2 separate regions of the Homo sapiens genome follow, and region 1 is linked to region 2. The links are chromatin contacts, found by Hi-C in ENCODE. All regions are on one chromosome and are shown on one strand. The core of a region is the stretch at or near the end of the contact, and the rest is flanking DNA. Distances in the headings are between cores, read along the strand shown. Region 1 holds the start of ZEB1-AS1 (ZEB1 antisense RNA 1). Region 2 holds the start of WAC-AS1 (WAC antisense RNA 1).

Region 1 (6,264 bases), core at 3,084-5,583, 2.8 Mb after region 2:
TGAGGTCTGAAGAGAATGAGAAGGGTGTGACCAGGGATCTTAAAGTTGTGGATATAATTGGACACAGGGTATTTATCACCATCTTTCTCATGTAAGTTTAATACAATGGTAGAACATCTAAAACCTGTTACTGATTGCAAACATTTTAAATGCATGTACACCAAGGATGTTCAATCCTTGCCTCTGTTCAGAGGCAACGACTGTAACTGAGGATCTGTGGTTTACAGAACACCAGCACTGTAGGTCAAAGAAACAGCCATACTCTGTAACAGAATCAATCAGCTGCTAAAAGAAGTCAAGATGACAGAAAAAAGAAATACGTGGATACAAAAGAGAAAAAACAGCAGTAGAAACCAGCTATCAGACCACTGATATCATGGTAAATAATTAAAATTCACTTAAATCAAAAATATGTGTGTTGCTTCCTCTCAAGTTACCTACATATAATTAAGTGTAGAAAAAATTAAATGTTATTCATATTCATAAGTAATATTAGTAATAGAAACTACAATCTAACTTCTATGGAGGCAGCCTTTGAAAGAAATCCTTTTTAATTACTGTGACTTCATGGAAAACACTAGTTTTACTTTTTGGATATTCACCGACATCCTGCAAACATCTTTCTCCATATATTTATATCTATCTCTGTATTACACACGTTCCTGAAAAATCACCTCGTAAATAAGAAACTACACGTGTTAACATTTCATTGACTTACATTAAAAATAGGAGCCTCATTCCCCAGAGGGGTAAGAACCATTCTGTGGTAAACTATGTAACAAAAATCACATGGAAGTATGGAGAAAACATTTGTCCCTGTGATATCTCCTGGGAGGCTGTATTCGAAGGGCTGGCATGGGTCCTGTGGCCAACTGTGGGTTCTGCATCACCCTGTAGTCATGTTTCCTTCCTGACTCAATGACTGCAGAATTTGGTGAGACTGCAACAGTGAAATGACCATTGCCCTCCTTTGTTCCACGGTGAACTGCAAATCCAGAATTACTGTAGGTCAGGAGCCATGGTCAGAGACAAGAATTGAGTAGCGGCTTTATGGGACCTCTACATTCTGTACTTTGAGGGATAACATGTATCACATTCTTTTTCCTTCAAAAACTCTAAGATTAAAATTAGGTATTGAATTCAAGAGTTGCATTTACATGCTATCCTTCCATGAAATTAACGAACTTTAAATTTTGATGAAGACTAGAGAATTATACATTGCACTTCTCAATGTGTTTTGGAAGAGGTATGTGGGAATGATATGCTTCATGTGGAACACCGTGAAATCTCTACATTTTAAACTTAAGATAATTTTATGTCAAATTTTATCCTAATTTATACAGGAATCATATATGAAAAGCAAATAGGTGCAAAGGGTTTATGAAAAATTTATAGAAAAAACTCAGTATTGGAACTATTCTATCCATTTACATTTTTCCCTGTAAATTTGGAATAGTATAGAAATTCATTTTTAGAATATCTTCCCTTCAGCATATATAATCCCAGTGCTCAGTAGAAGCAGTGTGTTAACATTTCATTGACATATTAAAAATAAGCATATATATTGAATGTATGCTGTATGACAGCACTACAATTACTAAAACCAAGAATGCAGGATACATGTTAAAGTCATATATTAGTATCCCCTACCGTTTGATTTGAATAAACCTAAATTTTAATAATCTTCTTTTATAAATTGATTCTAAAGATTTTTCCCCTATTCTTTAGCTGTATTTAAGAGATAAGAAGCAACCGTCACACATGCATCATGTTTAAAGCAGTAATTTATTCTGAGATTTACTTTTGTCTGTTTTCTTTCCAGTCCAGGTATCAATATTTTCAAGAATATTAAAGTATAATAATCAAACATTCAATTCATAACATATATGCTTATCAGAAGCTTTTACAAAATGGAAATTTTATGTTAGAAGATTTGGGCTACCAGTAATATTCACTGTGCATATTTTAAAAAAAAAGGTGAACAGAGTTCATTGTTTAGGGAAAATGATTATGGAGAAACTAAAATCAAGAGCAATTTTAATGTGGATATTAATGACAGTGATCACTTTCATATCCATGACTTTATCTGTTCCTAAGGACTAAAGGGATGAAGGCAGATTATGTACCTTACTGTCAAGAACAGGGTCAGAAAAGGTCAACAATATTAATTTAAGAAATGTTTATTAAGCATCTACTATTGGCTACGTACTCCACTAGGTGTTGAGGACATAGAAATAAGAAAAAAAAGTTACCTGAAAAGGTACTTGTCCACAGTTTGGCCCAAACTAACTAAACCAGAAACCACTAAAGTAAGGAAGAAAATGACTTCTGTTTGTCTCTTCACTTCATCTCTCTATGAGGTGAGGATGAACACTGAAGGAAGCTTAGCAGGGAGGTACAGGCCAGAAAGAGAACATGAGAAAATGCTATTTGTAATACCTCCTAAGTTTAAGAGTAGGTAAAATGTGTGATAGAGCTGGAAAGTTTTTTTTTCCTTTCTGGTCAGAAATCAGGGTAGCTGTAAAAATGTTGGTGGGGTGGGGTCAATTCCATAGTCTATGACCTGATTCGGTAGGCGACTGAAAAACATTGTACAACTCTTAAAAAAAGGGAGGAAGAACTCACACTTAACCAAGCAAAGCAAGGACACCGTGTTGACATACACAAGTTTCGGTTAACATGGTATCAAGGAAAGCGAGGACTGCCTGTACTTAAAATGATCATTAAGACTAATGATTCTAGTTTTGGCATTGAGGATGAATGCAGATATATAGACATAATGTATAGCAAAGAATATTTACAGTCACATTTCATGGACCAATAAATAACGCATTTACTTCTCAAAATGCCCAAGAAAATGTGGGAGAGAAAATGTTCATTTATATTCAAGATTAAACTTTCTAACTTTAAATCATCAGACTTCAGCTGTAAATTTATTTCAGTTGAAAGGTTTGAAGACATTATTAATGAATATTCTAAAATTCCGGAAGGTGTTTAAAAGATAATTTTAACCTAATAAAAAAATCCTGCCATAGAAGTGACAAAAATTATAAGCATAAATTTATTGAGCACCTACTATGTGTCATTGTGCTAGGTGATGTACTACGTTATTTCCAATACTCCGGTCACGTTTCAGTTTTCTCAATTTCTCTATCAATAACTGCTACATTGTTAATTTATAACTATATTACTTGAAATACAGCTCAGCTTATTTATTCCATAAAGTTGGTCCCAAAGACGTTTCCTTATTCGAAGGAGGTGGGAAGCAGGAAGGAAACCTAAATCTAAATTCTACTTAATACTGAAGACGACTTTCTTGATATTTGTGGTTATCTGTATGGTCTTTTCAGAAATCCCAAAACTTGTACCAAGTCAAGGATAAAATAAGATAAAATCAGCAATCTATCAGGTTCAGAGATCACATCTGTCAGCCGATGCTTCTTGCCTTAAGGTCCTGCACGGCGATGACCGCTCATTTAGGAAGGAATTCATGGCCTGTGGATACCTTAGCTCTGAGTCCTGCCACCTAGGATCCCACGGTTCTACGCGAGGAAGAGGGCGGGGAGCGCGGACCGGGTGTGGGAGGCCGAGGTGACAGCAGGTGAGGGCCGGGTGCGGATGGGGAAGTGAGACAAGCACCGTGTGGGTATTACTCATTCCGCTCTACTAAGGAGGCTGCTGGCAAGCGGAACTTCTAGCCTCTCTTTCAATCCAGCTGAAGTTCAATCTCATTGAAGTCACTTCCCATCCCGGTTCGCTTGGGGGGAAACCAGGCGTCCCTGGAAGGGAAGGGAAGGGAGTCCGGGCTGCGCGGGTCAGGTAGCCTCTCTCCGGTCGCCGCGTGTCCTCGCCGTCCCCAAACCTGCCCTTCCCCTCATCAAGGGAACTCCCCGGGGAGTCCAGACCGCGATCCCTTTCCTTGGCCCCGGGGTGCGGGGGGCGGACACGCGAGGCGTGGGACTGATGGTAGCCCTGCCTCCAGGAAGCAGGCAGGCGGGGACCTCTGGGCGCTCGGAGGGGCAGCTCCGAGGGCACAGGGTACAGGGAGAATCAGCCAGATCCCTCCCTGCCCCGGGCAGCCGCGGCGGGTGTGGCCAGCGCGGAGGCAGGACGCCGCCGAGCCTCCAACTTTACCTTTCCAACTCCGACAGCCCGTCGCCTTTCTGACCGCGTCCCTACGGTTTCCCGGCATCCGCCTCCCTCTCCCCACCACACCTGAGGAAAACTTTTCCCTCGCCCCTCAATTCAAATTCAGCAGTGCCCACGGTTGCCGCAAACCGCCCGGTCCCTAGCAACAAGGTTCCGGCCGTAGAGCGAGAGCCTCTAGGTGTAAGGAAGGTGATGTCGTAAAGCCGGGAGTGTCGTAAACCAGGTGCGGTGGGGAGGGGGGAGGGGTGGAGGCGGAGGGGTGGGGGGGAAGGGGGAGGGAGGGGGAGGAGGTGACTCGAGCATTTAGACACAAGCGAGAGGATCATGGCGGATGGCCCCAGGTGTAAGCGCAGAAAGCAGGCGAACCCGCGGCGCAATAACGGTGAGTGGCGGAGGGGACCGGGGAGCGGCGGAGTCAGGGGGAGCTGGGCAGCCGGGGCGCCCCCGGGGGTGAGGGGGGCGAGCCGGGCTGGGGGCAGCCGGGGCAGGGACGGCAAAGTGGAGTGGGAAAGTAGAAAGTAGTGCTCTCTGCCCCCCTCCGCTGCCGCCGCTGCCGGAGCCGCGCCGCGGCCGCTCGCTCTCCCTGAACCGTTATGTCTCTTACCTGGTCTCTCTCCGCCTAGCGGCTCCCGCCGCCCCTGCCGCCTCCCTGGACCGTTAGCCGGCGCCGACGCCGCCGCATCCCCGGCGCAGGGCGGGCGGCCGGGACGCACTGGCCACTTTTCTGGTCCCGGGTGGAGCGGCTGTTGCTTCTTTCCGCACTTTTCCCCACTCTTGTGCCCTTCGGCGCCTCCCTCTCCCCCTCCTCCTGGCCCCCTCAGCGCGATTCTCCCTCAGCGCCCAGGCCCCCGGGAGCCGCGGAACAAACTTGTGCCCGGCGCTGACCGTGCAAAGTGGCTTCCGCGCGCCGCGGCCCCGGCCGGCGCCGTCGCTGTCGCTCGGGCCCCGCGACTCGGGCCGGGCTGTGGGCGCGCGGCAGGCGGGCTGCGGCGGCGGCGGGACGGGGCGGCCGCGGGTTGCGTGGGGTTTGTGCGCGCGTGTGCGCGGGCGCCGGCTGTGCGCGCCGCGGGCGGACAGGGTTCGGCCGGCGGCGGTAAAGTTGGGACCCGCGGGCCGGGCGCGCTCGCGTAACGGGGATTAGAGGCGCGGGGGCGCGGGTCCCTAAGCGCCCCTCCTCCCTGGCGCCTCCCGCTGCCCGGCCCAGAGCCCCGGCCTGGGGACTCCGCGGCGAGCCCCGCGAGTGGGGTCCACGTTTGGCGGGGCGCGGCGGGGCGGCGCGGGGAACAAGGCAGGAAAGGTACCCACTTAACGCCGCCGGGAGCCGCGCGGATGGGGGCGAGCTGGGCGGCGGGTGTGTTTGCGGAGTTGTTACCTGGGCTTAGAGACCGGGAAGCACCACAGACAGATCCCCCTCCCGGGGCAGACGAGGTCTCTGCGCCGGGATGGGCCGGTGTGCGTGCGCCTCGCGCTTTTCTCTTTCGGTTTTTGGGGAAGTTGTTACCTGGGCCGGACGCACGGAGCGCTGAAGCCGGATAATGGGGCTTGGATGGCGCTCTGGGTCTCGGGTGGAAGGAGGGTGGGGGAGGGGGCGGACGGACCGACGGACGCGCGGGGCTGCTACTTGCACCGCAGCTGCAGTGTTTATTGATTTGTGCTGCTGTGCCAAGGGAAACACACACCCCTCTGCCTGGCGTGAGAGTTAAAAAAAAAGAGAGACAGCCCGAGGGATCGAGACCTGAACATGTGGTGGTGGTTGCACAGTCGCCTTTTCCAGTTTGGAGAGACGTTGTAAGTTGATTGTATTTCTGGTTATCTCGGGGCGATGCTATGCTTTCTCTCCCTCTCGTGCAGCAGCGAAATGTCTGCTGATTGTTATTGTCTGGACAGTTCCTGTGGCGAGAGGGGCGAGACTTGTCCGCCCGGGGGCGGCGGGAGCGCAGGGAGAGCAGCCCCCGCCTGCGCCGCCCCGGTACCTGTTTGTATAATAATGGGCGGCAACGGCCCTGCCGCCGGCCGCAGCCCAGGCTATATAAGGAATTACACGTACATTTCGGACCGAGGGGCTCGCTTTGGTTCCTGCGTTATTTTTAAAACGACTTTTAAGAGAGGGGCAAT
Region 2 (6,685 bases), core at 4,186-6,685:
TCAGAATAAAAGCCAATCTTCTTATAATGGCCTATAAGATTCTTCACAGTCTGTTCCTCCACCCACTTCTTTAACCTCACCTCATTTCCTAATATTTTCCCTCTCAGTCACTGCCCTTCAATCACAGAGCTTTCCTTATTATTTCTGAACACATTAGGCAGTCTTTCCTCAGGACCTTTGCTCTTGCTGTCCCCTTTGCCAGAAACATTCCTTTCCAGACACCTGTATAGCTTGCTACCTCATCACCTTCAAATCTTTGCTCAAACGCCATGTGCTCAATAACCACTCTACTTGAAAACATTACTCCTCCATCCAACACTTTACCTACTGTTCTCTGTAGCACTTATTACTTTCTAAATTACTATGTCATTTGATTTTGGTGATGATGAGGCTTAAGTGGAATCAGTATATTCTATTATTTTATAATCTTCAGCAGCATGCAACTGCTCAGAGGTGCTCAGAAAATGAATGGTTGGATTAACTCAGGTTGAAGTTTCGCCAGACACAGGTAAAGGGTTTAGGGTATGCTTCTCAATATTAGCTGAACTTTAGTATCTATTACTTGGAAGAACTTTAAAAAATGGCCAATCTTGAGTCAGTAAGTAATTCTCCCAAGATCTGTTGATTGCATTATTTACATCATCCCTGCCTAGTACCATATGTTGATATGGTGACGTCCTGGTGTTTACTCCCCTTTCCTAGATAGTAATTTTTGTTGCAGTTTCTTATTTTTCGTCATAATTGAATGAAAGCTTCATATCACAAATCTGAGATCCCAAAGCATCTCCTTTTAGTTATGTATTATTCTTAAAATACAAACTCCATAAGAGCAAAACCCAAGTGACTTTGCTTAACACTATGTTCCTAAGACTTGATACGCAGAACTTCAATACTATTTTTTCAAAATGAATAACCACCAGTAGCGAAACATGTATGTGCCAGGTACTGCTAAATTATTTACACAATTTCAATTACTTTTCACAAACAGTACTATACCCTATTAAGTGAAGTTTAGAGACAAAGCAGGATAATCCTCAAGACTAGTAATTTGCCCAAGGTGATGTTGGTAGTCAATAATGTAGCCTGAGCTCTACGCAATGTCATACTGATTCTAAAACCCACGCTTTTAATCACTATACTAGGCTGAGTTTGTGAGGAAGGCAAGGACAGAGAAAAAAGAGATAGAAATGAAGTATGTGAAAATTTTTGGAAATATATCCTTATGATGTTTTAGAAATTGCAACAAAGCTTTTTAAAGTCCCTTTTGGCCAGGCGTGGTGGTTCACGCCTGTAATCCCAGCACTTTGGGAGGCGGAGGTGGCAGGTCACAAGGTCAAGAGATCGAGACCATCCTGGCCAACATGGTGAAACCCCATCTACTAAAAACACAAAGATTAGCTGGGTGTGGTGGCACGCACCCATAGTCCCAGCTACTTGGGAGGCTGAGGCAGGAGAATCGCTTGAACCCGGGAGGTGGAGGCTGCAGGGAGCTGAGATCACACCACTGCACTCCAGCCTGGCTATAGAGTCAGACTCTGTCTCAAAAAAAAAAAAAAAATCCCTTTCACAACTAGAGGCTTGAGGATTTCACTTTTTGGTTCTTCCTTCAGTTCTTCCTTCAATAGAATCACATTAAAATCTTGGTCAACCTATATATAACCTATGAGTTGATAGTTTTTCCCCTCTATTGGTTGGTATGTATTCAGTCTACAGGTTGAAATATGGGTCTTTTACTCATTTGCAAACTTGATATTTCTCATTAGATAGCAGTGTAAATAATCTGCTTTAAGATTTGCTATACATGCAAATTCATGTACATTTTTTAATATCTATTACAATATTTTGCCTGTATTAGGAATAATCTAGCTTTATCCTCCATCTTATTTGTGAGAACAGGACTGGATTTGTAATTCTTTTATTCTTTCACAAAGCAAACAGAAATAGAACCCAAGCTTTTTCCTCTTGAGAATTCAATTTTGCTATTTTTATCGTATACGTTTCTGCAGGCAAATATCCTTTAATTCAACAAATATTTATGGTATGCCACATGAAGCATTCATTCTAGTGGGAAACAACCAATAAACAAAATATATGGCAAATGGTTTAGGAAAAATAGATCAGGGTTAAGGGAGCAACATGGTGGTAGGGCGCCATCATGTAGAGTTCTCAATTAAACAAGACAAGACTTAAGCAGAGACCTGAAGAAGTGAGGGTGTGAGCCAAGCAAGTACTAAGGGGGAAGAGGATTCCAGGCAAAGGGACAGCAGTGCAAAGGTCCTGAGGCAGAGGCATGCTTGGTATACTGGAGAAAACAGGGAGGGAGGGTAGAATGGTGGGAAAAGAATGAGAAAGCAGGGCTGAGCGCGGTGGCTCACGCCTGTAATCCCAGCACTTTGGGAGGCTGAGGTGGGTGGATCACGAGGTCAAGAGATGGAGACCATCCTGGCCAACATGGTGAAACCCCGTCTCTACTAAAAATACAAAAATTAGCTGGGTGTGGTGGCACGTGCCTGTAGTCCCAGCTACTCAGGAGGCTGAGGCAGGAGCATTGCTTGAACCTGGGAGGCAGAGGTTGCAGTGAGCCAAGATCATCCCACTGCACTCCAGCCTGGCGACAGTGAGAATCAGTCTCAAACAAAAACAAAAACAAAAACAAAAAAAGAGCAAATAAAGAAGTCAGTGGATAAGAAGCCAGAAGTAACAGGCAGTTTACATATGGCCTAGTGGATCATGGCTATAACTTTGGCTTTTATTCAAGATTGGAATATTATCTGACTTTTTAAGGGATTACTGCACTGTATGAGACAGCAAACAATGTGGAAGCAGGCATAGAAGGGCAAGATCAGTTAGAAAGCCTTTGCCACGGTCCAGGTTTAATGATGGTGGCTTGGACCAGAGTGAACTTGCTGGAGGTGGGTTACAGAGATCAGATTGTGGATACATTTTGAAGGTAATGCTGGCAAAATTTGTTGATGGAGTCAATGTGAGATATAAAACAATCAAAGATGACTCCAAAGTTTTTAGCCTCCACTAGAAGAATGGAGTTGTCATTTCAAGAGATTGGGAAGATCTCAGCAGGACTTGTTTGGGGTGGGGGGAGATTAAGAGTTTCGTTTTGAATACATTAAGTTTGTGATGCCTGTTAGAAACTCAAGCAGTGCTATACAGTAGGCAGTTAAGTGTGAGTCTTGTGTTCAGAGGAAAGGTGTGGACTGGAAATTCAAATGTGGGTTTCATCCAGCCAGAGATCTGAATGAGATTGCCTAGGGAGAGAGAACAGAGGAGTGCGGGTTGTAAGATTTGAATCTCACGCCACTCCAGCATTTAGAGGCTGGAAAAGAAGGAGAAACCAGTAAGGAGTCTAAGGAACAGCCATTTGGGAAGGAAGAGAAGCAAGAAAGAAAATGAAATCCTGGTAGGCAAGATAAGGAACTTTAAGGAGAAGAAAGTTATCAGCTGTGTCAAATGCTGCTGACAAGTGGAGATGAAGACTGAGAAATAAAAATCAGACTTGAAAACATGGATGCTACAGATGATCTTGAACAGGTCCAGAAGTGTGGGAATGAAGTCTGTGGGTTCGAGAGAGAAGTAAAGATAAAGTATTTCTGTAAAGGAGAGCAGATCAGACTTTTGATAATGTGGTTTTATTTAGAGACAGTGTCTCACTGTCACCCAGACTGGAGTGCAGTGGCAAGATCTTGGCTCACCACAACCTCCGCCTCCCAGGCCCAAGTGATTCTCCTGCCTCAGTCTCCCGAATAACTGGGATTACAGGCGCACACCACCACACCTGGCTAACTTTTATATTTTTAGTACAGATGGGGTTTCAAAATGTTGGCCAGGCTAGTCTCAAACTCCAGACCTCAAAATGATCCACCTGACTTGGCCTCCCAAGGTGCTGGGATTACAGGCATGACCCACTGCATCCGGCCTATTTACTTTTTGAGACAGGGTCTCCCTCTGTCGTCCAGGCTGGAGTGCACTGGTGTGATCATGACTCACTGCAGTCTCGAACTCCTGGACTAAAGTGATTGTTCAGCTTCAGCCTCTGGGAGTAGCTAGGAATACAGGCATGCATCACCATGCCTGGCTACTTTTGAGCAAATGGTTTATACCAATTTCAGCAGACATCTAGTTATCAAACAAATTAGTAGTAATTTTGCTGCCAGTTTTCAAAGTTTCTATGAAATGTTATTTGTTGTACTCCTCTGATGTTTGTCTTCAATGGATTCACTACAAATATGTCAGAAATTACATGTTAAGATGCTACCGAATTTTTTTGTTTTCATAATTTCAGTCACTGTCAATTTTTTTTTTTAGTTACTGGTAGTTTAAGAGAGCATTAAATAGGCTTTTTATTGGTCTGCACATCTCCACAAACAGCAATAAGCTCTACATCTGGCAGATGGATGTGACAAATAAGATTATGTAATTAAAATTTTTTTTCCAACCAGTTGTGATTTCAGAGCCTTTCTCCCTACATCATTCCATCTCTCCATTCTATTAGGTCTAGCAATAACGTAACTTCTTGGATACCAAGTAAATCAGTTACTTTTTATTTTTTGGAGGGGGTTGTTTCTTCTGACTTGTTTACTATTTGCCTCTTCTGTGTTAATCACCTAATTATGTTTACCACAATTCTTTTCATTAAACTATGTTGCCTTACAAATAGTGCAAAAAAAAAAAAAAAAGTCAACCAATCACCCGAATACCACCACTCTCAACTAACGGTTGTTTGGTATACTTCACGTTTCTTCTCTCAATGTACCTGCAGCAGTACATAAAATCAAATTTGTAGCAATTTCACTTAACACACCTGAGAACTTTCACATGAATTTTCTTTCACCAATGGACTTCAGCGAGGAAGAAACAGAGGAGGGAAAAGTGAGAGATAAAGAGAGGGTGGGCAGGGCACCGCTGGGTATGGAAAACGTTAGAAAGGGATGGAAAACGTTAGAAAGGGGTGAAAAGCCGAGCGCAGTGGCTCACGCCTGTAATCCCAGCACTTTGGGAGGCCGAGGCGGGAGGATCGCTTCAGGCCAGGGGTTCGAGACCAGCCTGGGTAACACAGCGAGACCCTATCTCCGGAAAAACTTTTTTTAAAAAATTAGCCGGGTGTGGTGGTGCATGCCCGTGGTGCCAGCTACTTAGAGGGCTGAGGTGGGATGACCCGTAAGCCCCGGAGGTCGAGGCTGCAGTGAGCCGTGATCGCGTCACTGCACTCAGACTGGACGACAGCGCGAGACCTGTCTCAAAAAAAAATAACAAGGGGTAGGGTGGGGCAGTGAGATGGTTCAGCGTTGTTCCCAAGGAACTCATCTCCCTAAATTTCCAGTCTCAAGCGCCGCTTTCATTCCCTGCCCCGAGCGGCGCTCCCCGCTCCGTGCACGCATCTCCGCTGAGGGCCGCCCTGACGCACGGCCTTCTGCCTTGAACACAGAACCCCTCAGCCCTTCCTATTAGCCGTTTCTGGCCGGGACTGCACGCGCTCCTTCCTGCCTCGGGGCGCAGGGTGAGACTTACGTCTAAAGGGCGCCCGGCGAGCTCGCAGCAGCCCCTGCCCCGCGGAGGGCCGGTGGCGCGCGGCGTCCGGTGAGGGGCAGCGGCCCGGGCTCGGTTCCGGCTTCCAGCAGCGGCCCGAAGGCGCCGGAGCACGCTCCCCGCTCCCCAGAACGCAGCTTCCGCGGCTGCAGCCCAGGCAGCTCTTCGGGAAGCGTCCGCCCGTGGTCTCGCCAGGGGGTTTCCGACCTCCCCGCCCGACAGCGCAGGGGCGGGGGCCGCGGCCGGAGAGCTCGCCCGAGAGCACCCCCTCCCGCTGCGCCTCTGGGCGCACGCGCAGCCGCTGCAGCCTCCCTTATTTAGTCCGCGATGGCTTCCCTCGCGCCCCACCGTCCTCTTCCGGAAGGCGGCTCCCTCCCTGCGCAGCCCGGAGCCCCTGAGATCAGCCTCGAGCAGGCGCCCGAGCGAGACTATCCCTAAACGGGAACGGCGGTGGCCGACTCGCGAGTGAGGAAAAGAAGGAAAGGGCAGACTGGTCGCGAAGAGAAGATCCAGGCCTCAGAGGAGGAGAAAGGCCGGAGCCAGCCGAGGTTTGCCGAGGGCGGTGTTCCGGACCCGCGCGGTGCGGGGAGGAAGGCCGAGGGTGGGAGAGGAGGGGCCCGGCGGAAACTGCCGAGGTTTCCCGAAGGCGGCAGCGTCCGAGTTGCCCGGATGTAGTTGGTGGAGCGGCAGCGGCGGCACCAGCGGCGGCGGCGGCGGCGGGAGGAGGAGGAGGAGAAGAAGGACCAGGCGGCGGCAGCAGCGGCGGCGGCGGGGGGAGGAGGGGAGGAGGCGGCGGAGCAGGAGGAGGAGAAGGCGGAGGAGGCAGTCGCTCTCCGCGGGGCTGAGCCGGACGCGTCGTCTTGCCCCCCTCCCCCCGGTTCGCGGTGCCGCCGTGTAGTTGGCGCCGCTGCCCCGGCTGAGAGTGAGCGTGGTGTCGACGGAGGGAGATGGCCCGGGAGCGCCGGCGCCAGTAACTGGGAGCTGATGAGAGTCGCCGAGGGCGCGCCGGGCCCAGGTGCCGGGGCTGCCCGCCGCCCGCCGCCGCCGCCGCCTGCGCGCCCGCCCGCCTTTCGCGGCCGCTCTCCCCCCTCCCCGACACACACTCACAGGCCGGGCATTGATGGTAATGTATGCGAGGAAACAG

What was found. Hi-C counts contacts between places; a loop is a spot of excess contacts on that map. Pooled maps may share reads with other maps.
Region 1: a loop to region 2 is called in a map of naive thymus-derived CD4-positive, alpha-beta T cell, with 17 times the contacts of the local background. The contact joins the promoter of ZEB1-AS1 here to the promoter of WAC-AS1 in region 2. A Hi-C loop is called at or near these places in 2 of 168 maps with a recorded cell type or tissue (CD4-positive, alpha-beta memory T cell and naive thymus-derived CD4-positive, alpha-beta T cell) and 8 of 50 pooled maps.

Annotation. Positions count from the first base shown.
Region 1 is chr10:31,314,762-31,321,025 of GRCh38, forward strand. ZEB1-AS1 (ZEB1 antisense RNA 1) reads right to left here and starts at 4,334. Exons shown (of 3, transcript NR_148979.1): 1 at 4,135-4,334. It overlaps ZEB1 (zinc finger E-box binding homeobox 1), which reads left to right and starts at 4,455. Exons shown (of 9, transcript NM_001174096.2): 1 at 4,455-4,531. The coding sequence starts at 4,474. RefSeq lists silencers at 3,650-3,709, 4,450-4,899, 4,940-5,029.
Region 2 is chr10:28,526,919-28,533,603 of GRCh38, forward strand. WAC-AS1 (WAC antisense RNA 1) reads right to left here and starts at 5,436. Exons shown (of 3, transcript NR_033805.1): 1 at 4,817-5,436. It overlaps WAC (WW domain containing adaptor with coiled-coil), which reads left to right and starts at 6,200. Exons shown (of 14, transcript NM_016628.5): 1 at 6,200-6,685. The coding sequence starts at 6,662. RefSeq lists silencers at 5,454-5,873, 6,244-6,393, 6,604-6,683 and enhancers at 5,600-6,283, 5,904-6,093.